Linked DNA regions of Mus musculus: regions 2, 3, 4, 5, 6 and 7 are each linked to region 1. A link is a loop called in an ENCODE intact Hi-C map of the cell type or tissue named here. Cell type or tissue: heart. All regions are shown on one strand. Region 1 overlaps Gm30421 (a long non-coding RNA gene). Region 2 overlaps Prkce (protein kinase C, epsilon). Region 3 has its middle 7.0 kb from the start of Tmem247. Region 4 holds the start of Gm46587 (a long non-coding RNA gene). Region 5 holds the start of Rhoq (ras homolog family member Q). Region 6 holds the start of Tmem247 (transmembrane protein 247). Region 7 holds the start of Socs5 (suppressor of cytokine signaling 5).

Evidence for each region. Peaks named below come from ENCODE experiments on the same cell type or tissue, not always from the same donor. Only the 100,000 strongest peaks of a DNase experiment are listed, where the experiment ranks them.
Region 2: it touches region 1 in a loop (2.6-fold over the local background); 6 of 42 quality-filtered maps call a loop at or near these places.
Region 3: a loop joins it to region 1, with 6 times the contacts of the local background. A loop is called at or near these places in 31 of 42 quality-filtered maps.
Region 4: it touches region 1 in a loop (3-fold over the local background); 22 of 42 quality-filtered maps call a loop at or near these places.
Region 5: it touches region 1 in a loop (7-fold over the local background); 12 of 42 quality-filtered maps call a loop at or near these places.
Region 6: a loop joins it to region 1, with 7 times the contacts of the local background. A loop is called at or near these places in 32 of 42 quality-filtered maps.
Region 7: it touches region 1 in a loop (2.0-fold over the local background); 14 of 42 quality-filtered maps call a loop at or near these places.

The regions. Positions count from the first base shown.
Region 1 is chr17:87,042,359-87,046,358 of GRCm38, reverse strand. It overlaps Gm30421 (a long non-coding RNA gene), which reads left to right. Exons shown (of 3, transcript XR_877089.2): 3 at 171-4,000. Among named protein-coding and RNA genes, the nearest start is that of Gm30421, 6.5 kb to the left of the region's middle. In heart, no CTCF peak of the experiment used is centred here; a DNase peak (open chromatin) is centred at 1,748; H3K27me3 peaks cover 859 bases.
Region 2 is chr17:86,482,988-86,486,987 of GRCm38, reverse strand. All of the region lies in intron 6 of Prkce (protein kinase C, epsilon), which reads right to left. Among named protein-coding and RNA genes, the nearest start is that of Gm30284, 40 kb to the right of the region's middle. In heart, a CTCF peak has its summit at 2,489 (motif pointing left); a DNase peak (open chromatin) is centred at 2,467.
Region 3 is chr17:86,908,380-86,912,379 of GRCm38, reverse strand. No RefSeq gene overlaps it. Among named protein-coding and RNA genes, the nearest start is that of Tmem247, 7.0 kb to the left of the region's middle. In heart, a CTCF peak has its summit at 2,441 (motif pointing left); no DNase peak of the experiment used is centred here; H3K27ac peaks cover 344 bases; H3K27me3 peaks cover 355 bases.
Region 4 is chr17:87,569,646-87,573,645 of GRCm38, reverse strand. Gm46587 (a long non-coding RNA gene) reads left to right here and starts at 2,889. Exons shown (of 2, transcript XR_001782168.1): 1 at 2,889-3,623. In heart, a CTCF peak has its summit at 1,834; DNase peaks (open chromatin) are centred at 1,835 and 2,665; H3K4me3 peaks cover 855 bases; H3K27ac peaks cover 852 bases; H3K27me3 peaks cover 539 bases.
Region 5 is chr17:86,960,695-86,964,694 of GRCm38, reverse strand. Rhoq (ras homolog family member Q) reads right to left here and starts at 1,584. Exons shown (of 5, transcript NM_145491.2): 1 at 948-1,584; 2 at 337-395. The coding sequence starts at 1,089. It overlaps LOC115488765, which reads right to left. Exons shown (of 3, transcript XM_030250169.1): 3 at 1,149-1,822. The coding sequence ends at 1,149. In heart, a CTCF peak has its summit at 2,193 (motif pointing left); DNase peaks (open chromatin) are centred at 324, 1,534, 2,234 and 3,254; H3K4me3 peaks cover 2,694 bases; H3K27ac peaks cover 3,508 bases.
Region 6 is chr17:86,916,659-86,920,658 of GRCm38, reverse strand. Tmem247 (transmembrane protein 247) reads right to left here and starts at 3,311. Exons shown (of 3, transcript NM_030104.1): 1 at 3,078-3,311; 2 at 2,073-2,408. The coding sequence starts at 3,194. In heart, a CTCF peak has its summit at 1,708 (motif pointing left); no DNase peak of the experiment used is centred here.
Region 7 is chr17:87,105,787-87,109,786 of GRCm38, reverse strand. Socs5 (suppressor of cytokine signaling 5) reads right to left here and starts at 2,108. Exons shown (of 3, transcript NM_019654.2): 1 at 1,740-2,108. It overlaps Gm30510 (a long non-coding RNA gene), which reads left to right and starts at 2,440. Exons shown (of 2, transcript XR_877091.1): 1 at 2,440-2,529. In heart, a CTCF peak has its summit at 1,959; DNase peaks (open chromatin) are centred at 2,476, 2,916 and 3,676; H3K4me3 peaks cover 2,802 bases; H3K27ac peaks cover 2,424 bases.

The sequences.
Region 1 (4,000 bases):
AGGGGCCTGGCTCCTGAGCACTTACTGAAATGAGGTAGGTAAATACACGAATGGAAAGCTTCAGGGTTGCATTCAATATAGCCGGGTACTTTGATTTCTGAGACTAAAGCCTTGTTTTCCAGTTCTCTCCTGTTTGCTGTTCTGCTCGCTCCCTTCTGATATCTTTACAGATGGGGAGACCGACCTCCAGAAGTCATGGTCCAGCCAGAGCCGCACAGTCGTTCCTCATCTTGAGAATGCCAGGGTGACACTTCCTGAATCCGACAGGTCACTCTACCTGCATTAACTAGTATAGTTGCATGTCATCTTAGGGATAGGGAATACTCCTCATCTGTTACTTAGGTGAAGATGATTGGTGTAGGGTGGCCTGATGGTGCTGTCTATGCTCCAGCTGAGCCCTCTTGGGTCTGGGACCAACCGGCTCTGCCCATGATGCCCAGAGTAGGAACTGGTATGCTAATTTAGAAAACTACTTTAAAAAAAGAAACCCAGATTCTGAACGCAAACATACTCTTACAGAGGAACCTGTGCCAAGTTTGCCCCATCTGTTTTGCAGGGGTCTATGACTAAACCTTCTGATGGACCCCAGATCTCAGTATCTGTCTTGGCTCCATTTCAATAGGTACATCAAATAGCCAGTCTGACCTGCTGCTAGGGAGACCAGTTGTCTAGTCCATCTGGGGCCAATCATTCAAAAGTCCTGTGTTAACAGGAAACGCCTCAACCCTACATTCTTCACAGAGATGCTTTGGTGCTCACTGCGCAGCACATTTTGCATTTTCCTAGGGGTTTCCAGAGAAAGCATGTCTTTCCTCCAAATGGTCCCCCATATCATTTTAATTTTGGAATCATCTACAACACATCTCCAATCACAGGAGCATAGAGAGCAGAACGAAAGATACTCTCTGTCCTGGAGTGGGGCAGATCTCTGAGGTTCACTCTCTAGTCATGCAGAGTTGAGCGACTAGCCAGTTCTCCTCGCTCCCATGTGGCCCACTGCACTATCAGTGCCCCTTCACATCTTCATTCTCCCCAGGCACCTTTGAAGGTCTTCTTTCTACAGTATCATACAGAATAAAAAGAACTGGGTTTGGCCGTGGTGGGTGACGGGGGAACAGCTTGTATAGAGGAAAGAGTGAGGACTTTGCTGGGAGAAAGATCTGCCGTTGAGTCTCGTCTCTCATGGGTCATTTTTTGGACCGTGGGTGAGTTTGTTGGCAAGATGATAATACTATGAAAAATCAGCAGTGCTTCGTGGGACTCGACTTGCATGGAGAGGGTGCAGTCAGCATGCAATGGAGGACACGAGAGGCCCAGTTCTAGACTGGGCACCTGAGCTCAGTGGGGTTGCTATGTCTGTCTGTCCAGGGAGATGCTGCTGAGTGACTGCTCCATGCCTAAGGTGGCCACAATCTGCTCTTCTTTCAATGTCACTTCCCCAGGCAAGCTTTACCTTAGACTCATGGGACCCCGCACTCTTTATGTTTCTTTTTACAAAATGAATTTATATTTGTCGATTGTTTATGTTCAGTCTTCCCTACTTGATGACAAACTTTCTAAAGGCAAGGCCATGTCTATCTTGTTCACTGCTGTAGCTTCAGTAACAAAAACAGGGACTGGTACCCCTCAGGTATTTACAAATGTCTGTTGAACAACACTAATCAAATGACCACCCATGGGTACATGGAGAAGATGGTGTGCGCCTCAGACGTAGTCAGCCACTAGGTGGCGCGAATGCTTCTTTCACAAGCTATCCCGCAGGCTCAGATGTAGTCTGCCACTAGATGGCGCGATGATTCTCACGCGCGCTATCCCGCAGGCTTTTTCAGACCGGAGGCAAAGGTTCAATTTTCAATTCTGCTTGGAAGGGATTCTGCTGAGTTTATAACATCTGTCTTCACTGAGCGCCATGCTAGGCAATTTACAATGTGTACTGTAGCTCTCACAGCTGCCACGGGAGAAGTTTGCCCGCTTTACAAGGGAGGAAAGTCATTTCAAGCAACTTGAAGTAACTTTTCTTAAAATACACAACCCACAGCAGGAAAATAACACTCCGGACCTGAATCTGTTGTCTTCTATATCTGAGTTCTTTCTAGCATATTCTAGTGCTTCTATTACAGTGTCTCATAAGCCAGTAATATACTTCCTTCTATTAAAAAATATTCTCACAAGAGATTGGTGTTTTATCAGAGACCCAGTTAGAAGTCTCTGCACGGCCCTTGGTTTCTAAAGTCAACTTAGAGAAGAGGGGAGTCAAGTCAGAATAGACTCAGTATTTCTTGGGCAAGACCTTTCGTTCTTGAGCTTGTGAGTGACCTAAGCATAGTTGGTGAAAGGAGAATATAACCCTCTGTATTAACCAATCATGAGTAGCTACTAACTTCATTCATGAACATCTAGCTACTAAGTTCATTCATTCAGCAACTAAGGTGACAACTGGTCTGGCAGACATGAAGATACACTAAAGAGATACTGTGTCTCTCAATCTGTCAGACATCTGAAACAAGGGATCCCAAAGAAATGGGAACTTGCCTAGGAATCTCATGGTGGGAGAAGGAAGGGCAGCTACCAAAAGGGGAACTTTTCTCCTGGAAAGAGACACAGTGCGGGATGAAACTAATGATGGACCAGTGGTGGACAGGACCACATCCTGACTGAGACTGCTTAGATGTGCACATCCTTGGCCTCTATTTACATTTTGACCTTATGTCATGCCCCCAGAGACAGACTCGAAGGGTTTGATGGATCTCTTTGTTCCTCTTCCCAATGTGGCCACATGGAATCTCTCCCTTTTTTCTGCTTTCCACTTAATAATTTAGCTGTTTTAATTGCTCATTGAGGACCTGACTCGGGCCACAAGGCATAACGCCCAAATTCTATAACGAGTCCACGCACGGAGCTGAGCAAACAGATGGGTTTACAATGTGGTCAGTGATAATGAAATGTGTGCAGGAAAGACATATATATACACACAATGGTACCTCAGTGCCAGGCAGATGCTACACACCACAAGAGCACCATGAATCTAGAAGGCAGAAAGAGTCCTGTGAAAGTCAGAGGTGACCAGAAAACACATCAGGAAGACAGCAAGGAAATTATGCCGTTTTTACTCAAGGTGCAAACCAAAGATCAGAGGCACTGACCCCAGCTGAGAACATGGGGGCAATGTGGGGTGCTACCCAGACCTCCTGAACAAGAATCTGCATCTTAACAAGCTCTCGGAGTGACCCTCACATGTTTAAAGACTCCCGAGGACCATAGTATACTAAAATATTGTAGTAATTTAATTTTTAACTTTAAGTTTGGACTTTTGTCTTGCTCATGAAGGAGTTGTACTCGATAGATACTCAGGGCTCCTGCTCTTCTTCACAAGGAACCTCACAGACGCTTCTAATGGCTCCATTTTCTATAGGCTGATAAATTATTAACTAGAAGCAAGTTCTTACCCAGGAGCATTTTTTTGTATATGTCTATTTGAAAAAGTTTCATGAAACTAGGTAGGCTTTGAAAAAAAAATCGAAAGGATTAACTTTTTAATCACTAAAGAGACTATAACGTATTCATTTCAATAGTGGCTTATTGTAATTCTTTGGAGATCAGTAATTTATACATGTCACATACATCAGGACTCCTCCGGCCACTCCCCAACTCCTATGCTGTCCTTATTCGCCATTCTGAATTCATGAGAGTTGATACACGGAGTCCACGTGTGCTGTGCTGGAGAGAATCTTCTAAGAAGCAAGCACACTCGATGGACCTGACTCGATGGACCTGACTTAACACCTTAGTGGAGGTGAACACTGTCCTATGTCCTTACCTGTGGCTCCTGCCTGCTTGTCTACTCATGAACGTTGTGTAAGCCCATTTTGGAAAGGCAGTGTGGTGTAAAATTTAAAGACACTAAAAAATTCTAAACAGAGGAACATGGTCCCCGAGTAGACAGGTCCCTGTACAGCATCACTCCCCGCGATTCAGATTCCTGTGTCTATCTAGGTGTCTT
Region 2 (4,000 bases), 560 kb after region 1:
GTTTCCAGTATCCAAGGGAGCTCTTGGCCATATCTCCTGCCACTTCCTTGAGGGTTTTAGAGAGAATCTGCTTCTTTGTATCACAGTATATTAACCGGATACAGATAGTTTTAGAACAAGCATAGCCATTGTATTAAAAGAGGGGAAGTGTATAGTGATAAACGAGCTGGCTCACCAAGGAGATAAAATCCCTGGTGCGTATGCACCTAGCAAGAGAATGTCAAAATGTACCTGATTAAAAAAAGAAAAAGAAAAAAACAAAACAAAACAAAACAAAACTGGATGGCCTCACTATTAGATTCAGAGACGTCAATACTCCTCTACCAGACAGGAAAAGACTTGAAGACAGAAAATCCCCAAGGTCATGGTTAAATGCTGCAGCTATATCAATAACATGGATAGACCTGAGTCCACTGACTTTCATCCAACAGAAAGACACACACTGTCTGCAGCACACAGAAATGTCCCTTTGTACACACCACATGCTGGACCATAAAATGCCATAAAAATCAAACTGTTTTAGAACTGTTGTGACTTTACATCCTAGCCTGCAACAGACCATCCGATGAGGCGTACATGGTTGCAATTGGATCCAGGAGCTACAGTACGAGGGGTAGCTGTTCATGAGCAGCGGTTGCCATAGAGGCCTCTATTACTGTGCTCCAGATCTGGGGCTATAAGTATGTTGGGTGCTAGGCCGGTAAAGTCAGGAATGGTCCAGCGCTTCCAGATGGTCAGCGGGCTTTAGAACCAGGGCTAGGCCGTGCCTACAGTGGGTCTGAGGCTGGAGTTATCATGGTGGCAAAAGCTCCATGAAATAAAATCACCAAGGAAACATGGGGAACTCCAAGAAGCAGACACCGGGCTGGAGTCAGGCTGGAGTTGGGCTGGAGTCTTGCTCCAGGCCTGAGCTCCAGTTCAGCGGAGGTCTCTTTGTAGGACTGTGAAAGCTGTACGTCTACATCTTATTCCAAATAATTGTGCAGCATTTACAGGATGTCTGATTTCAGACCACAGCGGTGTGGAACTAGAAGTCGGTAACAGAAGGGTAACTGGAGAATCTCAGGCAACATACTGCCAACTAACGAGGAAGGCAAAGGGAGACTCCCAGGGGAAAGCCGATTGATATGGAAGGGACAGCTTTATCAAATTCGATGAGATGCAGCCAAAGCATGCTTAGAGGGACCTTTATAGCACACAATGTGAATGTATTAGAAAGAAAACGTCCCTAAGTCACCTAAGCAGCTAGAAACTAAGCGTCTAAGAAACTAGAAAAATGTACAAATTACATCCAGGATAAGGATAAGATTTAAAAAATGCATCAAAATCAATTGGATTATAAATGCAAAGTCAAGTGAGAAAGAGCTGTTTGGTTTTGTTCACCAGGAAGGAAGGGGGGAGGGAGAGAGAAAAAGAGAGAGAGAGAGAGAGAGAGAGAGAGAGAGAGAGAGAGAGAGAGAGCATGATACTACTACACCATTCTATTAATATTCTATTAATATTAAAACACACAAAATCTAAAACACTGTAAATATCCAATCCAATACTGGTCAAGATGTAAGATATAAAACCCTCGTTCACTGCTAGTTCAAGGGTGGAGCAAGAACAGCACTGCCATTTTAGCTATTAGACAACTCAGGTGCCGCTAACCCTGAAAAAGTTCTCTTTACCACAGAATCCAGCAAGTATACATCTGGTGGTTCTCCTTATACTAAAATCAGTTGAAAATTTACTTCTACACCAAAAACCTGCCCATGAATGTTTTCGGCAGCTGTTTTCATAATCCTCCGACACAGGGGACTGCCTTCCATGCCACACTGCCAGATGCATGTTACTGTAGAACTGTCTTCTGATGCCCACCATAAGCCTCAATGTAAACTGCGGACTTCGCACGATGGTAGCATGTTGGCACAGGTCCACCAGTGTTAACCAGTGGATCACTCTGGTGTGGAACACTTATGGTGGGGTCTATGCATGTGTGGGGGACAGGGATCTATGGGGGACTCTACATTTCTGCTCTGCTTTGCTAGGAGACCCAAACGTCCCTACAATCTATGGTCAATAAAGCAAATAAGAAACTGCTTGTATCAAACAAAGTAGGCGAGGCCAGACTTCCTTCTTGCCGCATGAGTGTGACCACTGGTCTGGACTGGGCACAGCATAGAGGCTCCAGCTGAATGGATGTCTCAGGATGAAGGCAGTGTGGGAATGTGCGGAAGAGAAGTTTTCTCAGTTACACAAGCAAACAAGAAAACTCTACCATAGCCTTCTGGGTCTGGACCAGGTATCACTAGGAAGGTCTGAGCATGCTCAGGCAGAACACATAGTCCAGGCAAACACTTTGCCTCTGTTTGGCTTTCCACCCCTCCCCCATCAGCAAATCAGCAACACCCAACTCTCTGTCCTGCCTGCCCAACAATACTGGACAACTCTCCCTTGCCCAAGAGCAACTAACTTGCCTGTTCAGTTTCACTGGGGCGCCCTCTGGTGTTTAAACGTCAGATCTGTCTTTCCCCAGGATGGATTTGGCTTGGTAGGCTAGTGAACTGGTGGTTTTAAAGAGGACTTTGCCTCAGACAACTTGAGGAAGCGGCAGAGAAAGGACTTTGAGAAGCCTAGTCCTGGGACAAAGCTGGCTGGGCATAGGGGTAGTGGGTGACTGAGGTACCCATTGAGAGCACAGGCTCCTGGAGGCTGTGGTGACACCAGGAAGCCACAGACCCAAACATGAAGTGAGTGTGCCATTTGTGACCTAATGAAACCTGAGTGACATTCACATGAAGCAACACACACACACACACACACACACACACACAGAGGACTATGAGGAAATACCAAACTGCACCTCACTCAGCCCTGAACTGCCTGATAACAATTCATTTGCACTGGATTCTTAAAGATGAAAATATGCCCAAGTAAACAAGTCACTTTGCCTTGGTGGGGCTCTTATTCGTTTTAAAGAGCCACTATCACTCTGTCACCTAGCTTGTATTCCTGTTGAGCTGAGCACCCAAAATGTGCAGGTGGGGCTGCAGCAGCAGGGCCATGCTAGACCAGTCTGGGATTTGGGCACAGGGACCTGCACAGTCTGTATTATGCTCTGCAACTGTTGTGTGTGTGTGTGTGTGTGAGAGAGAGAGAGAGAGAGAGAGAGAGAGAGAGAGAGAGAGAGAGAGAGAGAAAGAGAGAGAGAGAGAGAGAGAGAGAGAGAGAGAGAGAGAGAGAGAGAGAGAGACGGGGCGTTTCTCTGTGTAGCCCTGGCTGTCATGGAACTCGCTTTATAGATCTAGGCTGGCTTTGAGTTCACGGAGATGGGCCTGCCTCTGCCTCCTGAGGGACTAAAGGCGTGTGCCACCACTGGACTTGGATAAAATCTTAAACGCATATTCACTGCTGGTTTCCACTGTCCCTGCTCTCACACAGTGCTTGGGGGTGGGGGTGTATTCCCACCAATCTTTACTGCTTCCCTCCTACCCATGTGGTCCTTCCTACCTGTGACCTTTGCAGCTTATTCGAGCATCACCATCTCAGGCCCTAACGGTCCATCCTTGACTCTCCTCTCCTCACACCTGCGACCCCCAGGCTGAGGGTAACATCTTCTTTACAGCTACTCCTACCAATCATTGGAAATGCTAAGCCGACCCAGCAAGAATGGCCAGCAGCATGATGGCTCCCTCAAGCTAAACAACCCATCCCCAGGTCAAATTTGCCATTTTGTCCCCAGCCCTGGCCTTCCTCCCACAGCTGCTCTTCCACAGAGCGTGCCCTTATCTTCATGGCTGGTCTAGTCACTCCAGACCGTGAACTCGCCTGCTTTAACGTTGTTATTCTCCTTTATTTTTTACAGCAACCATGATTTACAATGTCTTGGCAACATCCCTTCAGTGATCAGTGTGTCCATACCCCGCTTATTTCCTTATATGGCATTTATTAAAAGATGGTTATTATGTATTCATATAATCAGGACAGAAAACAAAACCTAATTTAAAACCACTCTCCA
Region 3 (4,000 bases), 130 kb after region 1:
GAGTGACTGAGAAAGACACTGGACATTAACCTCTGGTTTCAATGCAAATCACACACACACACACACACACACACACACACACACACGCTCACCATACCTACACACACACATGCATATATATATACACACACACACTCCCCATACATACACACACACTCCCCATATATTCACATACACATATGTACACACACACACATGAATGCACACACATATGCTCACTACACATGCACGCACCCATGTATGCACGCACACATACACACATGCACACCCAGGAGCACTAGAGTCACTGGATGGTCTAAAGCTCACTAAGGTCAAGGTCAAGTGGGTCAAGCCTAGCTGTTTTTTTGGGAATGTCAACACTGGGAAGTTGCCTAGGAGATGATGAACCCGGCATGAAGGCACCGCTGAAAACCTCAGCTGGGGACTGGCCACAAGGTTGCTGCTGAAGCTCTGGAGTGGGCGAGGTGTTTGGCATTTGCTCAGAAAGGAAGGTATGCTAGAGCTAGAAAGCTCCCATCCAGCAATGGCTCGGCTGCACCCTCTGAGGACAGCCACGCCATCGGGCAAGAGAAGCTGCGCAGGGTTACAGGTTACAGGTTACAGGTTACAGGTTACAGGTTCAGTTGTTAGCTTCAGGTTACAGGAGGAACAGTGAAAGGTAAGTTCCCTTTCAACACGGCCTGCCTCCCTGCCTGCCTTTAAGAAGACACCAAAACCCTTCCACACCTATGATCCTGTCAGAGAAATTGCAAGGATCACAGCACTGGGGGCGGGGGAGCATGTCATGACTTCTTCCTGCTCCCTGAGCACACCCCTGCCCTCTCAAAGCCCTCCTGGAGTATCTCTGGCTGTTCCTGATAAAACGGTTGTTTCTTTTCACTAGCTGCATTAGACAGTCATGCTCTTGCAAAGGCCACTAAAGGGACTGTTTAGCCAGGCACCCTGCTAGAATACTGGCTCCCTTCTGACCAGTGAATGTGACATGGTCAGCCGACCAAAGAAAGGGTCACCCCAAAGCCTGGACACCCCAGAGAGAACCAGAGGTGCCACTTCTTAACCGTGTTCTGCCTTTAGCTTCTCACCTCACTGTGGGCTTACTGTGGGTGAGCGAGCAGAAGATGGCAGAAACCCATCTTAGCAATTCACTTCTGTTTTAAAAACCCCAGGCGACAGGGACTGGTGTGTGAACTTTGCTGTTTAAAGAAACTTGCTTTTGTTTGTTTGTGTGTACACATGTGTGTGTAGAGATCAAAGGTCAATGTAGAGTGTCCTTTCTCTCTCTCTCTTTCTCTCTCTCTCTCTCCCTCCCTCCCTCTCCCCCTCTTTCTTTCTTTCCTTTTGAGACAGGGACTTTCACTGAACCTAGAGTTTACCAATTCAGTAAGTCTAGCTGGTTAGCAGACACAGAAACCCTTCTGTCCTTATTTCCCCCACCACTGTGATTATGGGCACAGGATACCTAGGTGACTTTTTACATGTGTGTGGGGCTGGTGTGAGGGTGGAGATATGAACTCAGGGCCTTATGCTTGCCTAACAACAATTTTATTGATAGTATTGTCTTCTCAGTTCTCTATCTATCTATCTATCTATCTATCTATCTATCTATCTATCTATTTATCTATCTATCTGTGTGTGCGTGTATGTATCACTATATGATTCAGGCTATTCACAAGCATGATTCCCCTGCCTCATCTTCTTTGAGTGCTGGGATTAAGGTCTGGCTTGTTTAAAGGAACTTTCCATAATTTAATAACACTGTTTTACCCCGGCATATACTTATATGACCCCAGTTACTTTTTATATACTGGGTCTGTGATAGCAGAACTCATTTATGGGGGGCCCCTGAGAAACCCGAGTGAAGGCCCCCATGTGTTTTAGCCAGGTTGGGGCTTCTGAAGGAGGGATGTTCCAAGAAAGATCCTGGGCCTGGGTCAGGCTGGCATCCTGGATCTCACCACTTGCAGGCAGAAGGGTCTGGATGCCCTCCAGCTTGAGCGCACAGTAACTCTTGGTGGCCAACTGCCCCACTTACTTGCTTAGGATTAGAGGACAGAACTGTCAAGCACAGCGGGAAAGGCTGTGCACAGTACAGCACTGCCACCCATCAGCCAGGCCAAGAGCACCCTGGGAACCACGTGGGCAATGTGGCAGAGCCTGTGGTGTTTCCCGAGGGCCTTCATTGTTGTTTCTAACTCGTCACTCGTGAGCCAGACTGCAGTTGTAAGCCCACTCTTCACTGGCCTTTGGGAATGGGCTTTCTTGGTTCTGTTGCTGACCTAGAGTCACCAAGTAATGGAGGGAGCGTCTCTCTAAAGCTTCCTCGACATCTTATCGGATGCCCTCCTTCTCTCATGTGCATCTACACAGGCTCCCGTCAAGAACACTCCATCTTTGTTCTCTAAGTTTCCCCTTCTCTGTGGCCATGTGGGCCAATTCTGCCCTCTCGTGGCCTGCCCTTGTTGAGCGGTGGCTCAGATTTTCCAGGGATTCTTGTCTTTCTGCAGAATGATCGGGCCACTCCCTGAACCCACAGACCCTCGGGGAAGGGTTTCAGCTCCAGAGAACTTCTGATGGCAATCCAAGCCTGTGGGTTTGTGGAGGTCTGTGAGGAGGAGACACAGAGGCTGCCACTGGGAGCACCTGGGGGCTGGACCAACAGGCCGAAGTGGATTGAAGGGCATTGACATGAGGGCCACCAGTGGGAAGCAGTCAGTGGCTGCCCCAGGAATATGGCGTGTGGAGTATGGCCATGGAGGCGTCTTCTAGCCACATGTTGAGGTCCTCTGTCTAGGTCAGCACATGGAACCATGAAAGCTCGTTCTCAAAGCGAAGACAACTGCCGTCCGGCTCACATATGACAAGTTAGGAACAACCATGAAGGCCCACGGGTATCACCACATTGCCCACACGACCTTCCAGGAGGCATGCTGAGCCGTGGCTGTATGTGCCTGGCCTCACTTTGGGTTGTGAGTAGAGTGTGTGTGGCCCTACGAGGACTTGGAGGGGTAAGAGCTGGGGACTGAAGTGAAGGAAAAATAGAAAGGAGTCAGGACAAGGGGATATGGGGCTTAAGGATAACACGGGAGAAGCACAGGCACACGGGGCTTGAATTGGGGTAGCAAGTGTGCTGGGTTCCCAGAGTTGGTGTGGTGGGGTTGTGTGTGTGGGGGGTGATATTAGACTGAATGTAGTCCAAGGCCCACCTGTGCCCTTCAGTGCTGCAGGTAGCTTAGAGGGCCCTGGATGGATCAGCATCTCCAGAAGCTAACCAGACAGAAAGATGGAATGGTAAGGCGCTGTCATCCCATGCCTGTTTGGATTTTTCTAAGACCCCCTGGAACCTGAGTTTGGCAATAGTGAAAGCGCTCAGCCTGTGTTTCTTCTCCGCAAGCTCTGGCCCTGTCCTGTCCTTTAGATTGCCCAACTCACATCCAGCTCTGACGTCCTTGCTAGGAAATCCAAGGTGCTGGCTAGAGTTGTAACCCAGAAGGAGATCCAGTGTTAACTGAAACACACAGACACAGAACCGGCCGATAACAACGCGGGCACAACACTCACCATGTATATTTGTCTTTACACTGAACTGAGGCTTCCTGAGCCAAACGCTGGCATTTAGCTGTAGAGGTAGAGTTGGAAGGGGGTGGGTGGGGAGATGATGCTTGGGGTTAGAGGACGCCTTCCCAGATGGATGCTTGTGTCCCAAGACAATTGTCCACCAGCTTAAACGACAAGCCCCAGACAGCTCTGAACGGAGTGTCCTCGGGCTGGTTTTACATGCCTTTGCTTGCTGGAGGGATCAAGCGGCTTGTGTTAGCCAAGCATGGCAGGGCAAGCCTAGAATTCCACTGCTTGAAAGGGGCGGGCAAAGGCTGATCTGTCCAGTGACTTTGGTTGGAACCAGCCTGGCTACTCAAGAGCCTGTCTCAAACAGATACACAAAGGCTCACATTTCCAAGAGGGGCATGAGTGCAGGGGTTGACCTGTGTCGACAGGAGTTTAA
Region 4 (4,000 bases), 530 kb before region 1:
GTGTGAAATCCTCAAAGCTGCCAAAACCCTTTAACCATCGCCAGCCCCTTCTCTGTGTGCTCGCATCCAATGAGCCTACATATGTCAAGATGGTGCGCCAAGCACCAAGCCAACCTAATTAAGGTCAATGTCACCAAGAGACAAGAGGAATGGGTAGGCCTCTGTAAAACTGATTGGGGTGGGGGGGTGGGGACTCTGTAAAGCGGTTGGTGGCAATTGTGCCGGGGTGAAAGACTGTGGCAAAGAATCTCAGATCAAAGATGTTATAGAAAGGAACTTCAGATACAAGAAATGAACAAATAATTTGACTCATTTTTCTCAAAAAAAGGAAGAAAAGAAATAAAGAGAAAGATAGAGAGAGAGAAGAAACCTTAACACAACTGAAGAAGTCAAAATTGCCTACAGAAGCAGTGTTTTCCTAAAGTTTCATCTCAAACAAGAACGCTAAAAACAATACACGATGCTTATTTAAAATTACATTTACTAATTGCATGTGTACATGTGTGTGCATATGTGCGTGAAGTAGTACACGTGTGAAGTCAGAGGGCACCTGGCAGGACTTGGTTGGTCCCCCTCTGTTCCCCATGTGGGTTATGGTGTCTAACGCTGGTCCTCAGGCGACAAGAGCCTTTACTGGCCGAGCTCTTGTCTTCATCCTTGCCCTGTGGTTTTTATGTACTACTCCAGTTTGCTCAAAGATAGTTTGTGGTGTCCTATCCTTGTGGGCCCTCTGCTGCCCCCACTTTTGGGAACCATAGAGACCAGGGCCTCCGGAAGCACCAAGGACTGTGGCTTATCTAGTCCTGGGTGGGGCTAGCACCTGTAACCTCAACTTCAGGCCCTTCCTGCAGACTGCAATATATCCTTAGGTGATTTTGTTAATATCCTTTTCTCCCTTCTTATTTCTTTTGTTTTATGCTTGGTTGTTGTTTTTGTTTTGTTTGTTTGTTTGTTTGTTTGTTTTTCTGAGACAGGGTTTCTCTCTGTAGCCCTGGCTGTCCTGGAACTCACTCTGTAGACCAGGCTGGCCTCTGCCTCCCAAGTGCTGGGATTAAAGGCGTGCGCCACCACAGCCTGGCTTTGGTTGTTGTTTTAAGACAGGGCTTTTCTGTGTGGCCCTGGCTGTCTGGGAAATCACTCTGTAGACCAGGATGGCCCTCAGACTCAGAGATCCACTTGCCTCTGCCTCCTGAGTGCTAGCATTAAAGGCTAATGCCCTCCCTCCTCCGCCCCCAGGTAGATAGTTGGTGGGCTTTTTTTTTGTTGTTGTTGTTGCTCTCTTCTCTGGTTATTGTGTTCCAACTGAGACCTGATGGTTCCCACCAACGTTTCTTAGCAGTGCTTGTCCTATACCTCTCTTCTGTGTTTGCTTTAGAATGCCTGGTTCTTGTCATTTCATGTTCAACCTCTCAGAGGTTCTTGTTAGTGGCACATGGGGCAGGGGGCACTGCAGGACATGGCCAAGTCTAGAAAGTTGTTCCCAGACTAGTTAAGATTGTGATTTCACCACAAGTTTTGGCACACATCTCTAATTCCAGCATTTTGGAAGCGGGGGCAGGAGGATTGAGTGTTTAAAGCCAGATGGACCGACCTGTATTGTGAGACCTATCTCAAAAATTTAAAAATAAATAAATAAATAAATAAATAAGTGGTGTTCTTTCTTTAGCTCAAGGTTCAAAACTCACAGGGATTGAAGGGTTTTTTGTTTTTGTTTTTGTTTTAGTATCAGGGACAAAACAGCCTCCTGAGCAGGCTCGGAGTTTCCCTGTCCTTGTGGAATGAAGGGTGGGGCAGAAACATTTTGCTACCTGCCATCCCACATTCATCCACTGAGCGGCAGTATTGCTCCACAGGGGACAACCAGATGATGCCATGCCGGTGATGCAATCAGGCTCACAGGATGACTCTTGCCTAGCATTTACTGAACGGCAAGAATGTGCCGGCTTATATAAACAGTAGGCAACGATCATACAAGAGAGGGGCGGTGAGGCATTTCTTTCGTTGTTTCTGGTTCTATGAGACACTGTCTCGCTATGAAACATATTCCAATGGTGAAATAAAAGCACACGAGAGCGATTAGATGATGTTTCCAGTGACTCATGACCAGTGAGTGAACGGCCGAGCTAAATTCAGACTTAGATCTGCTCTCCCGACCTCAATGTCATGACTGAACTCATCCTAGCAGCAGCTTGCCAGCGCTGTGCCCACGCCGCTAGTGCCTCTCACTCGCCTGGCCCAATTTACCATCTTTCAATAATCTAAATTAAAACTGGGGGCCACTGGCTTGGATCTAAAATTGTAAAATGGGTTATTGAACTGCCAGCCTGGAGCCCAGAGACCTCTCTTCTGTATGAGCAAGGACAGAGGTATGCCCTTCCGGACGACGCTCTCTGGTTTTCATTATGTCACGGCTTGCACAGCTGCTGGAGGGCTGTCTGGAGCATCTGCTCCAATGCCTTTCGCTACAGGAGCCATTTCGCCACAGGCCACAGCCGTTCAATGGCTCCTGTAGCTTCCAGGGGGGAAAGTTGCACTCCTAAGCTCCCTCCCCCAACCGGCTTTGTCGCTTCTCTGCTTCCCCATTGGCTGGCAAGCACCTGGGCCACAGCTCTTCAGCACTTCTTGGACCTGCAGCCCATCCCAGAGATGGAGGATGCTGCTGTCCCACACCGGCTGTTAGCGAGATGGAGCCACCAACGTACAGCTGGCACACAGCAAGGGACTCGTAGTGTTCCTTGTCTTCCCTTCCCTCATGCTTGTACGACCTACAAAGGGCAGTCCACGTGGCAGCATGTTCTACACAGTGCTGTTATCCTTGGGCAAATACTTCCAGGCACAGCAAACAGGGACATTATTACGTCACTCAAGCTGATGCAGAAGAAGCCGTTTCCTAGACTTTATTCCTCTCACATCCCTGAAAAGTGGATAAATACCCTGTAAACTCTGGATGCTCGCCACTGGCCACAGAGTTATGATCATCTGGTTGTCTCCACAGGTTGACGCTAACGTTGGGCCTGCAGTAGCATCTTTAGAACGCTAGCTGGTCGATCATGATTGGCATAGACAGGGAAGCGGGGAGTACGGGCCGGTCATTCCAGGGTCCTATGATTTGACTCGGCATTGTCCAGAGCACGAGGAAGCACAGCAGAAACAGGGCCCAAGACTCCCTTTTCTCGGATGTGGAACCTGCTGTTTCAAACTGCAGGACTCAGACAAGGCAAGGCCCCAGCGCAATGGACAGCAGCTGATTTTGCGGGCTGAGGACTGGTTGGGTTGACCATGCTCAGACAAGAAAATCTATACAACACTGCTGCGGCTCTGAACCCCAAGCGCGGTTGTCCTACCCTTTCTTCCCAGCTCCCTGATTCACCCTTTCTCTGAAACCCCAGGAGAGTAAATAGCGATTAGGCAGAAACTATGTGGTGCTTTCCCATTCCAGATACTCCAGACTAGAGCGGCCGGGAGCTTGGAGCTCAGCCTGTTCCAGGGAAGTCGGGCAAGCATGAACTCTGCCCGTGGCTGGGACTCTCCTGACTCCAACGCCCTCTCAGTCACACCAGGGGTTCCAGATTTTCCCTATCTGCTGCCACACCCAACCTACCTGCTTGGGATTTGCATACTAGGTAAATTTTCTGCTCACTAAACATTTGCCTATTCTAGACTCACGACTGGGGCACTTCGGTCATCAGAGGGTTTGACAGCAGTCTCTGTTCTTGAGGACTTAAAGTTATCAGATGTCCTTTAAACCCCGTGGGCATGTCACATGCATCTGATTCTCACCTTTACCTTGTTCAGGGGCATTATTTTCTGAGTGTGTGTCATTCACAGTGAGCGGTCTTGGGCACCATGTCTCTTGTTCCACAGGGAACCTGATTGTGACTATTCACACCAGAGATAGACTTCCGAGGTCACTCTGCAAGGTCTAATAAGGTGAGACCTCTGGGTCTTCTGTCAACACCTTGAGATCCCAGCCTTGGGTCATGCTAGGTAATAGCCCTAG
Region 5 (4,000 bases), 82 kb after region 1:
CTGGTCATCAGCAACTAAAAATAAGAACGCTTTACCATTGGCTGCTGCCACTTTGCAACAGGAGTTGGGACCCACTCACCAGGCAACACACGTAAAGACCCATACAGTCAAAAACTTTTCACATCGCGGGGTTCACGCTGGTCTGCGTTTTCTTTTGGGTTTGTTTCCTTAATTTGCTGACTTAAGAAAAAAAAAACCAACCTGATCTTGAGGCAGCCCCCCCCCCCAAAACACACCCTCCCACCTAGACACCTCAGTTTCCAAAGGCCCTCCACAGCCACACAGAATTGGCGAGAGATGGGGGTAAGGGAACCGGCCAGAAGCCAAAACACTCACCTGTCCAGCTGTGTCATAGAGTCCCAAGAGGTACTGCTTGCCCCCCACGGTGACGCTGACTGCAAGGACAGAAGTGGGGGGTGGGGAGAGAAGCTCACAGTGATCTGAGATCTAGCACTTTGGCTCCCCACAGTAACCTCCTTTCCCAAATACTGGGAAGCATGTGGGTGCTCCCCAGGAGACAACATTCCCCTTTTATCCGAGTCCACTTCACTGCCAAGTTGCATGAGATATAGGTGTAATGTGGCCCCTGCCATCCACTCCCCCCCCCCCCCAAACCCTGTAGCCACGTCTACTAGTGTTCCCAGATGTTTCCCCTACAGGGGTTTCGGGCAGTAAGGGAAGAGGCAGCTGGAAGGTCAAGAAGGGCGCTCAGGGGACTGAAAAGTGTGGGAGACGGGGCGAAGGGGGAGATAGGAATGGGGTGGGAGTTGCTGCGAGGGGTGGGGTGACCAGAGGCACAGCTTGGGGGGGGGGGTGAAGCCGCCAGGCAGAGGGCACGGCGGGGGAGGGGAGCACGCTCAGGGGAGGCAAGCCAGGGGGCTCAGCCAAAGTTGCTCCAAAGTTCCCAGCCGGGGATCAGCCCCTTAGTCAGCAGGGCAGAGGCGTACCTGCGTAGTGGTCGAAGACAGTGGGCACGTACTCCTCGGGGAAGGCGTCGTTGGCATAGCTCATGAGCAGGCACGTCTTGCCCACCGCCCCGTCGCCGACCACCACGCACTTCAGCATCAGCGCGCCGGGCCCGTGAGCCATGCTGCGGCCGGCCGGCCTCGGGGCATGGTCCCCCCGGAGCCCCCGCCCTGGCCCCGGGCTCAGCCCCAGCCCGCTTGGGGGGTCCGCCGTCGCCGCCGCTCGGCGCAGCAGGGCCGCCCTCCCGGCCCCATGCAGCGGTTCCCCTGACCGGAGGAGAAGGTGCGGCGGGCCCGGGGCGCAGCCGCCGCCGCTTCGATCTCTGCCCCGCTCCCCGCCCTGGCCCGGCTCGCCGCGCCCGCCTGCTGGCCCCGCCGCTCGGCGCCCGAACCCGCTCCCCGGCCCGGCCTCCCCAGGAGGATCCGCCGGATCATAAGACCGTCCGGCCCCAGGGGAGTCGGCAACTTTGGGGAGGGCGGCGGAGGGGAGGGGCCAGGCGGCTCTGCCCGCCCCGCGCCGCTCCGGCCCCCGCCCTCCTGGGCCGGTGAAGGGGGGTGGGGGAGGGCGGTCCGGGCGGCTCCGGAGTGCGGCGCGCCCCGCGCCCGCGCCCGCCGTGCGCTCCTGCCGCTCACCCAAGCTTGACTCCCTGGGAGTCGGGCGCGGAGGCCGAGGAGGAGGCGCCCTGTATCCGGGAGGATGGGGGCTGGGGGAGGGGCTCTTGGGCAGCCGCTAGGAAGGAGCCCAGGGCTCCTCGCGAAAGTGCGGCCAAAGCCCGGAAGCGTCCGCAGGCCCCGGTGCCCGGAGGAGACGTGAAGGCCTTTCGGGGAATCACGACGACTTCCACGGTGACGCAATTCTGCAACATTATACAGATGTGTATATTTAAATTCTGCCTGGAAGGCAGGAGCCATCTCGTCGGCCTGCAAGTGCTCCACGCAACTAGAAATCAGGAACAGCGGCCAAGAGGGTTATAAATATAATTAATAACAATAATTAGAAAGGTGTGCGGAGGCTGGGAGGGTGGTGGGTCTCGGAACTGGAAAACTGAGACTTCTGGCTTATTGCTTGCTCCTCAGCATCACTACCCCACGCTTTTCGCAGCACGAGCTTGAGTCATTTTCTATGAAATCGGTGACTAAGAGATGCAGCATATTGCACCCCCAACCAGCCACAAAGGGGCGAGCCCTTGTCAGGAGACCACAGATGTTATTTGTGCTCCCCCTGGAGGCGACATCGTCCGAGGCTTCCTTTCGCTTCCAAGCGTCTCTCCAAAAGTATTCAATTGTGATCCCTGAGGTATGATGTAGCCTCGCGCTCTGAGACTTGGCCAGTGATTCAGGACCAACCCTGCGCCTCTGTCTGGCAAGTCCGGAAACACTTGTCTGGCCAGGGCCAGTTAGTTGTGTGGCCGAGTGCTGCTTTAAATGTACGGTCTTGGTTCGAAGGCTCACTCTGCGCTGACTGACCCCACACCGCAGCCTACCCCCAAGCTTGCTGACAGGGAAGTCCTTTCCTCTCACCAATTCATAGTGGTAGAAAATGCTGTGTTGAGAGGTGCGTGGGTCACTCATACCCTTGCCCCCGGGATTTAGGTGGGGGAAACTGGGACCAGTGAAGTGGTTACCAAAAGGTTCCCTGTCACTCCCGGTGTTCAAGGGCCACCTGGGGAGATGCCTACTGTGATGCCCTCATTTCACTTCCACGAACCCTGGACGCCAGTTTTCAAGTCATAATCCTGATTTCAATTCGACCAGGAAGATTTCAAATAGTATTTAACGTTCCTTGTGAACGTAGGGGAACATCTCTCCATACCCTGTCCATTGCATTCGAGTGGAGGTACTTGCATTGACTACACTAATAAATCTGAAAGTTACTTCATACATTCTGAAAGGTTAGGAAAGGCACCACACTATCTTGAAGTCAGGTCTTGACACTTTCCCGTGAAGGAGAAGAGAGCAAGGTTTGCTGCTTGCATCACCATTAGCTCTGGCTGTGTTTGCGAAGACTAGTATTCTGAAAGGAGGAAATGTGGAAAGGTTAAAGAGCTGTAGGAGCCAGCTCTGCCGGAAAGCTGAACTTGGTCCAAGCACCACAAGTTAGTAGCATGGCTGGCTGCCTTTCTCTAGGCCTGTTTTCTGCTTTAAAAAAAAAAAAAAATGTGAGCTCATCTTACAGGGACCCCGGGTCCTGGATGGCTTGTGAGAAGCTCTGAGACTCTCAGAGTACACTCCGAGTTGGGGACTGATGTGGGATGAATCATGTGGTGGTGACTTCATTGGCGACAGTGACCTCATTCCCTTGGCCCACAGTGATGCCAGACAGACTGCCAAGAATATTAGAGCTCTGGGGACAGTCACACCTGGTGGATGTGGGGGCGGGGCGGGCCCACTCTAGAACACTGCCTTGACAGTCCATGCACTCTTCAACTGGAATAGTTAGACCTCTGCAAGACCCTCAGTTTCCCATGGGCAAAAAAGAGAATGCCCAAGTGGTAAAACAGAACAAAACCAAAAACAGTTCTCAAATGTCAAGGACTCGGGCACAGGAAACAACTTTGTTTCTGGGCATCCCAGAGGCCTCTGCTCTTTTCCTTTTGTTTGAACTGTGAACACTGAAACAGACACAGGTCTGTGTGAGAACAGTGAGCCCGTCTAGGCCGCCTTCTCTTTTTCCTCTACTCCTTCCTTCCTCCTCCTCATTCAATATTCCACTTAACAAGCATGAATTGAGGTCGACTAGAAGCCAGGCTTTCTTCCTGGGCAGGGGACATCGAGCTGGCAAGTCACAGTCACTAGAGGGGGAGCGGGAAGGAGCTGATGGGAAAACAGATAGTTGCTACATAATGTAATCAGTACTGTGGGAGGGAATAAAGAACAGACTTCTGGAGGAGCCGGGGAGGCAGCAGCGCATAGCTGTGGGTGTGCTGTGGAAGGATTTGCAAAGTTACGGTATGATTGGCCTGGGGCTCTGAGGTCATAGGAAGAGGCCTGGGGAAAGCAGACAGTGCATGCTGGCCGAGGAAGGGCAGCGCAGA
Region 6 (4,000 bases), 130 kb after region 1:
GGTGGGTTGGGGTTCTGGACTGAGTTATCTGAGCGCCTGTGACTAAAGCAGTGTGACCAGCAGCTGCCTGCTGCTCCTGCCGCTGTGACGACTGTCCCCTGGAACTGTGAGCCAAAACTGACTCTTCCTTAAGCTGCGTTCTTCAGGGACTCTGTCGCAGCAACCAGGCAAACTAATAAAAATACCATGCCTGATTTAAATAGTTTATGGCTCAATTTTTTTCTTGGACACTGACAAAAATCTAAGAACTTGGAGAATTGGAAAGTATCAGGAATGTATGAGTATTCTAGAGAAAGGCAAATGTTTTCTAGATATTAGAAGAAGGAGAATATATTTCAGATGTTCTAATTCAGTAAGCTTGGCTTGGCTCAGTGATTTTTTTTTATGTATAGTAAGCAGGTATCTGTGCTTTTTTTTACAAAAAATTTTTTTCTTATGAAAGAATAATTAGTAAGCCATCATGTGTTCACGGAGGACAAGTCCTGTCAGACCAACCTATCTTCTCTTTGAAGAATTGACCAATCAATAAGACAAATGATTCAGGTAGTGCAGTTCCTTATTCTTGGAAGCCTCCCGACACAGGGCTCAGGACAGGTTTCTTGGGCATGCTGCAGAACTGTGAGCAGGAGAGAATGTATCGGTGCGGCACTGATGGGTGGAGCCGCTGATAACCTGCAGTGAGATCTGCAATGGGATTTAACTTTAGGTCACACCCTTCTCAACAGTTACAGCCGTAGCTGAGATCATGACAACCTTCTCAGAATCCAGGCTGACTCAGAGCTGGGAAGTGGGGCTGATGCATCATATCCCAAGGAGACCGAGAAGTGATGAATGGAAGTCGTTGCACTCGGGTCAAGCAGTGAACTGCGTGAGTTCATAAAAATGGTAATAGCTAGCGATTACTGAGCGCTTATCTCATGTGCTGGTCCACTGAAGAGCAGCGTCCACGCACTCCCTCTCTCATCCTTTACAGTGACCCATGAGACAGGTTCTACTTTAGTGATGAGCAGACCAAAGCTCGAGGGGGAGTAGCAATGTGTTCAAGGTTAAGTGGTTTAAAAACAAAATCTTAGCGCCTGAGTTTTTTTACCCAGAACCTATGACTTCAGAGACCAGGAGGCACTTCTTTTAAGTGGTGACATCTTTCATCACAGGGTGTTTAGAATAGTCTGGCCACAGTGTTAAGTACCCCAGGTGGCATTCCATCCAATTTTTCTTTTAAAACAAGGTCTCACATAGCCCAGTCTTGCCTCAAACTTACCATGTCACCTTGAACTGATTATTCTGCCTCTACTTATGTTTAGTTGATGCTGGAGACCAAACCCAGGGCTTCATGCATACTACTCAAGTACTCTGCAGACTGAGCTAGACCCCATCCCTCAGATGAGCACTCTTGTCTCCATGTAGCATGGTAGGGGCTGAGCATCTATTTCTTGTAAAGAGAATGTTGCTTTGGTTGGTTCTAATAAGTAAGGTCATGTGTCCAACAGAGAAAACGGATAAAAAAAGGATAGGTTTCTGTTATCATTCAATAGTCAGGCGACAGGAACGACTGGCACATCTTAGAAATAAAAGTACTGGAAAGGGGAGGGAGAGATGGCTCCAAGGTTACGAGGGTTGGCTGATCTTCCAGAGGTCAGTTCAGTTCCCAGCAACCACATGATGGCTCACAACCACCTACAATCTGGTGCCCTCTCCTGGCATGCAAGTGTACATGCAGGCAGAACACAGATTTATATATAATAAATCTTAAAATAACTTTTTAAAAACAGTGGCGGAAAGCCTGTCATAGTATGAGTATTGGACACGAAGAGACCATCAAAAGGGATTCTGGGTAGAGGATGTGGTTTCAGGATATCTTCTACTCTCAACTCTCTTTAGAGGCTTGAATCTAACATAGCAGGGAAGCTAATCACAGGGGCAGTGGTCTCAGGCCATCCTGCAAACCGATCCAGGCACCAGTGGGTAGAGGCAGCTACATGATGCTCACCACCTCTCAGCCAGACCTGGGACCAGCAGACAAGATGCATAGCCAAGCCAGTACAGCCACAGCCCAGAGCCCACTCTGCTACCTGGTGAGGCAAAGCCTGCTGCTGCTGCTGCTGCTGTTGCAGCTGCTCCATCACTTCCTCATGCTGCCTCTGCCGCTCGTTCTCCTGGTGCAGGTACTTGAGGAGCGTCAGTTCAAACTCCATGCGCACCTTCTCCAGCTCCATCGCGTTGCGGTGTTCTGTCTCCAGGGGCAGGGGCAGCTCTACGGACTCCAGTCCAGGTCCATCGCCAGCCTGACCCTTGGCGTTTGGGCCGGACTTTGGAGGCAATGACCTAGGGGGCCCCGGACAATCTCTGTCCTCACAGATCCCGTTCTCTTCCAGGGTAGGCAGTTCTAGTTTGGGGACTTCTGCATCCTGGGATGGAGAAGAAGTGGGGTGATAATGGGGGAGTCAGTGTGGGGCTCCCTACAACCACACCCTCTGCTCCGAGCTTCAGGAGCCTGGGGTGTGTTGCAAAGACTACCTAGACGGGGTGTTTGCTAGAAGTGTATATAACAGGGGAAGGTGAACTCCCATGAAGGGCGAGTGCCCAAAAGTTGTGAGGCATTGGTGGATCAGGAAGGTGTCTGCTCAGGTCTACTCTTTATCACCCTGGAGGTCATTTTCCCATCCCCCACCCTTCACCTAACTGTCAGACAACAGATCTTTCAGGAGCTCCAGAGTGAGGAAGAAGCCCAGGTGTTGAAAGAACCAAGCAACACATATATATGTATATGTTTGTTTGTGTGTGTGTGTGTGTGTGTGTGTGTGTGTGTGTGTGTGTGTGTGTGTGTGTCCTGTCCACAGAGGGAAGTAAGGGCCTCAAATGAGAGACAGAGACAAAGTTTCACTCAACCTTACAATCCTGTAAAGTTTTTCTGGTTCCCGGTGTCAGCTGGGAACCAGTTATAGGGATATAGGGGACACTGTTCTTCTTGTCAACTGAATCTTCTAGCACATGTGAGCAGACTCTAAGGCTTAGAGCCCCTTACCCCTGACCCCCAGTGGGATGGATGGGGCAAATCAAGAGAGGGGTCCTCTTACCAAAGAGGCCTTTGGCTTGCCTTCAGGCATGCTGTCAACAGGGGCCACCTTGGAGAGTGTGGGGCAGCTTTCTCCTGCCCCTCGGGCTTCCATCACCTCCCTGTCCTCCATCGCCATCCAGATAACCACCGTGCTGCGGACCAGGGCCACAGGACATCTTTTAAGACAATACCATTTGGCTTCACCAGGTTCTGACCACCATCACAATCCCTATCCTCATAATGGCCACATTCCAGTTGCCAGGGCACTTTTGGGAGAGGCTGTGACACCTTTGAGGAGTCTTGGTGAGGACAGAAGGTGGAGGGGCAGCAACATAGTTCAGCGGTGTGGACACCTGCGGCAAGTCTGAGAACCCGAATTTAATCCCCGAGGCTTACACGGTAGAAAAAGAGAACTGATTGCCCACACGCACGCTGTGGTGTGTGTGTGTACAGCACACACCTCCAAATAAATATATGTAATAAAAAAATTACCCCCAGTGAAGGCTGGGCTCTTACCCACAGGGCTTCGTGAATACCAGAGCGCCTCCTAATGGTGCCGGAATCCAACTGTGGAAACCCATTCTCCTGGGCTCTCCTTTAAATAGAGTGAGTTTATGTTGGGGTGAGTTTGTTTCCTCTCCCGACCTTAAAGTCTTACCCCAATGCCTCAGAATGTAGCTGTATTTGAAGGTGGGATCTTGATGGAAATGACCGCCTTGAAATGATGTCACGACAACAGTCTGAATCCAATGTGACGAGTGTCTTTAGCAGAGGGCAGCAATGAGCCAGAGGGAAGACGGTGCCGACACAGCGCGACAAACCTTGGGCTGGTTCCCCTGGGGAAACAGAGTGACAGGTGACAGGAAAGAAACGTGGGAATCAGCTCGAGAGGTTATAGAGGTGAAAAAGCCCACAGTCTCATTCTCCGTTCTATCTTGGTTT
Region 7 (4,000 bases), 63 kb before region 1:
TCAGAAGCTCTGGGCCTCGATTCCCGATCCACAGGATAACCATCTCTACCTTCTACTCTTCCAGCTCGGAAAGAAATGACTCATCGGCCTCTCATTCTCTTTTTGTGAAAGTTATCACCATTACTTCACAGCCAGTAAACTGTTTTGCTGTAGGCCCACAATAGGAGACAGCCAGCCCACTCCCAACTGAAGAGGAAGGGAAAGCCCACCACTGCTGGCTCGCCAGAGATGATTCTCAAGGTGAATCATGCAGAAGCCATTATAATGTCAAAAGGTGTTATGTTTCAATATTTTAAGCTGCTGTTTTGTATGCCAGTACATTCTCCCTAAGGACAAACGGTAAAATTCAAGGACAATAAGAAGAAAAATATATAATTAACCACTACTTTTTCAAGAACTGGGAAGAACCATTAAAAATATTAGCACTTTTTTGCAGAAATGTTTTAATTAGCCAGCAAAGTAGCCTTCAGATTTTTTTTCCCCCTAAATGTTAAGGACTCCCTAATCAAGTGAGTTTTCATTTTGTAAGCCATAGGAAACTCAACAAATGTATGAAATTAGTAATACAGGTGTGAGTTTAACAGGAGACTACAGACTAGCTGTGCAATTCTCAGCTTACTCTTTCTAGTCCACAGACATGAAAAAGGTAACATCCCTGCAGGACAATCACAAAGGTGAACTCCAGACAACAGTCACCGCTTCCTGCTGTGTCTTCCTTCCGTTGCTAGGCCGATTTCAAAAAGGGACTATGAATCCGAGAGACTATTAAGATTAAAGTACGCATTTGACTAAATTCCCAACTGTTAGAACACTCGAGCTCATTTTAGCAGAGCCTTCTAACACCAGCATCTTTTTCATTTCATTCCTTAAAGAGAAACCATTTTTAAACTTCTATAGAACATGCAGTTCAATTTTACACGGCCCTGTAAAGAAACAGTTAAAAGCAAGCATGACTTAATCGTCTTCTAGGATAAATGTCAGTAAATCGTAATAGGACAGTCTAGCCTAGTGTTAACTTTGAAAGGAGCAGGCCTCCGGTGTAGATGAGAAGCTGCTGTAAGAATGTCAAGGTGTAGTTGGAAGAATGTCCAGGAGAACTGGTAACTGCCCAACCCCATCAAATATATACATACAATTTAAAATAAGGAATCACTGACGAAGTCCAGCAGCCAGCCACCTTTTGCTTGGAACACCAAAATAAAAAAATGCCAAAAGCTCGTGGCTGACCCCCATAGCCTTCAAAGTTGAGAACCAAACCAAGGGTATTCACGTTGTTCCTCAGCATCCTTCTGTCAATGCAACTCCCTCTCCACAAACTCACTCCGCTTCAGCTACTCGAATGCCCAAGTCCCAGCACCAAAGAACCATTTATTAAAAGCTCAAGGACTTGGAGCGGGGTCTTCCTTGCGGCCGCCTCCGCATCCTGTAATAACCACCCCAGGTTAAACCCCCCAGAGATGCTCCAGTCTTTTCCCGCATCCACGCTCCCCGGTCCTTCCTTCACGTCCCGGTAGACCTTTTATCGTCGCCCTTGAGGACCCTCAGGTCGGAGCTATGGAGCTCTTAGGTGACCTGCCTGGACCCCCTCTACCCTTGGCAGTGGGCACCGACGACCTCCCCCACCCAGTCTCGACCCACCACGACCCCGATGACGAATGCCCTCCTATCGGCCCCAGACGACCCCTTCTTCCCCTTAGGTGTCCCGACTCCCACCGAAAAGCAATTCCTCCGAGACGTACCGAGAGCCTACTGCGAGTAAGCTCCCACTACGCGCGGCGGCACCGTGCGCAGGGGCTCAACGCCCCGGCTTGTCTTCCTCTTCCCGGCGGATCCATCCCGGCCCGAGGGCCGTGCCGCCTGCGCCGAGGTGCGGAGGCGCCCACCGGAGGAGGACTGCGCCGGGGGAAAACGGGGACCCGGGCAAGGAGAGGCGGCCGCTTGAGGGCAGGCGCCGGGCGACCGCGGGGGACACTCAGCGGCCGGGACACGCGCGGCGGCCTCATCCAGGGCACCTGCGGCCAGGCAAGGATGGGCCGGGGCAGCGCAGTCAGCGACAGGGCGAGCGCGACCGCCCGCGCGTCCCGTCCTCCGCTCCTGCCGGGCCGGCGGCGCAGCCTCGCTTCCTCCGGACGGAGCCCGGGGACCCCAGCTCGGCCGGATGCCCCCGCCAGCCCCCACCCCTTCCCGGCCGCCTCCCCCTCGTCACCCTCTCCCCTCCCCCCGCCCCCCCAGCCCCCCACCGGAATGGAAAATACCTCCCGGGGTGGGGGGCGGGCTGGGCCACGCCTCTCTGAAGGGCAGCCTACCGTGACCAATGGCAGGCGGGGCTCCAGGTGGGCGGGACTCCCGGCGGCCAATCCAGAGGCGGGTAGGTGAAGGCCGGAGGAGGGAGGCTGGGAGCTAAAGAGGGGAGGCCGGCGAGTTAAGGAGGTCCGGCCGCGCTGGTGCGTGCTGTGCGCGGCTGCCATTTTGGAGTCGGGCAGCTGAGACAAGCGGCCGGGTTCGGCCGAAGAGGGAGGAGCCAGTCAGGTGGGAGAGAGGCTGACACGTGGGCGGGGTGGGCGGGGCCAAGCGGGCTCGGACTGGAGGGGAGGGGGAGAGGCCCGGGAGGCTAGGAGGCTGGAGAGGGTCACGTGGCCGTGGAACGGGCTAGGGGTGGGCGCTCGGGTGGAAGGTCAACCCGAGGTGCGGGTGGGGAGTAGCTTTGTTCCTTTGGGCTCCGTTAGGGAGACCAAGGGGAAAATGCTGAATGGAGGTTGCGAGTGCCGGGTAGGAAAAAAATGTGAATGAGTCTCCCTAGCTCCCTTCAGCATGGAGCCATCCGAGTCACTGAATTCCAATATTCAACGGGAAACCGGGCACCTCATTGAATTCAACTCTTCCTATCCAGGCTCTCAGCTGCCACGAAGATGAGTCATACACGAGGGGAGGGGTGTTGTCGCTTCCTCTCTTTGCTTGCATTTTATGTGGATCGCCCCGGCCGTGGAAATGACAGCAAGGACAGAGAAGTGAATGGGGGGTTGTGATACCCGCGAGACTCCTCAGCTGCCCCTTTAGAACCGTGGTTACCACCGCTTCTTGGCCTTTTGGCTAAGATCAAGTGTAGAACCGTGGTTACCACTCGTAAGCTAACTGGCCACTTCTTAGACATACTACTTTCCGGTGCTCAGACAAAAAGACTTGTTTACTTCATGATTCAAATACAGTAGTCTGTTCCCCCTGCGTATCTCCCCAAAGTGGTCCTTCTATCAGCGGCATACACATAGGGTCACACACACCTTAGTCCGGTTTGTTTGAAACAGTCTCACTGTATAGCCTAGCATGATTTGGAACGCAATATGTAGCCCAAGCTGTCTTCTAGGTAATGGTGCTCCTACTTCAACCTGCTGAATATTGAGATTTTTGACCACCTTTAGTCTTTAATGCTTTGCAGTGGGACCGGCAGACTACCTTTTTCTTGAAGGCTTTTCTTAGACTCTTTTCAGCCCCACCCTACCTTTCTTAACATTGTACACCCTCAGATTGCTTTCTCAGTTATTTTTCAACTGTCTGTTCTCTTTGACTCCTTGAGAGTAGCAGGTTCTGGCCCTCAGCCCTCTTATTTGGAAGGCACACAGTGCACAGGAGATGATCTAGCCATTCAGATAGAATCACGGATGGACGTCCGGCGTCCGGTCAGTGAGGGCCAGATCTGCATTCCTAAGCAGCTTTTAGCCGCTCTACTTGTCTATTGGAGTAAGTTCCACATTGGAACCCATACTTTCCGAACTTCCCCAAGCCTTCTCCTCCTCTGTTCCTTGTATTGTTTTACAGTACCACATTAGCTTTCTCTCCAGAGCTCTTGGAACCAGAGAACAAGCCTCTCTCCACTTTCTTACTGCTCCAGCATCTCCCTATCTGCTATAATTTGGACCTGGGATGTTCTTCACAGGCCTATGAATTACTCTTGGTCCTTGGCATGAAGGTGGTGTACCCTTTAAAAGACAGAGAGGCTAGTGGG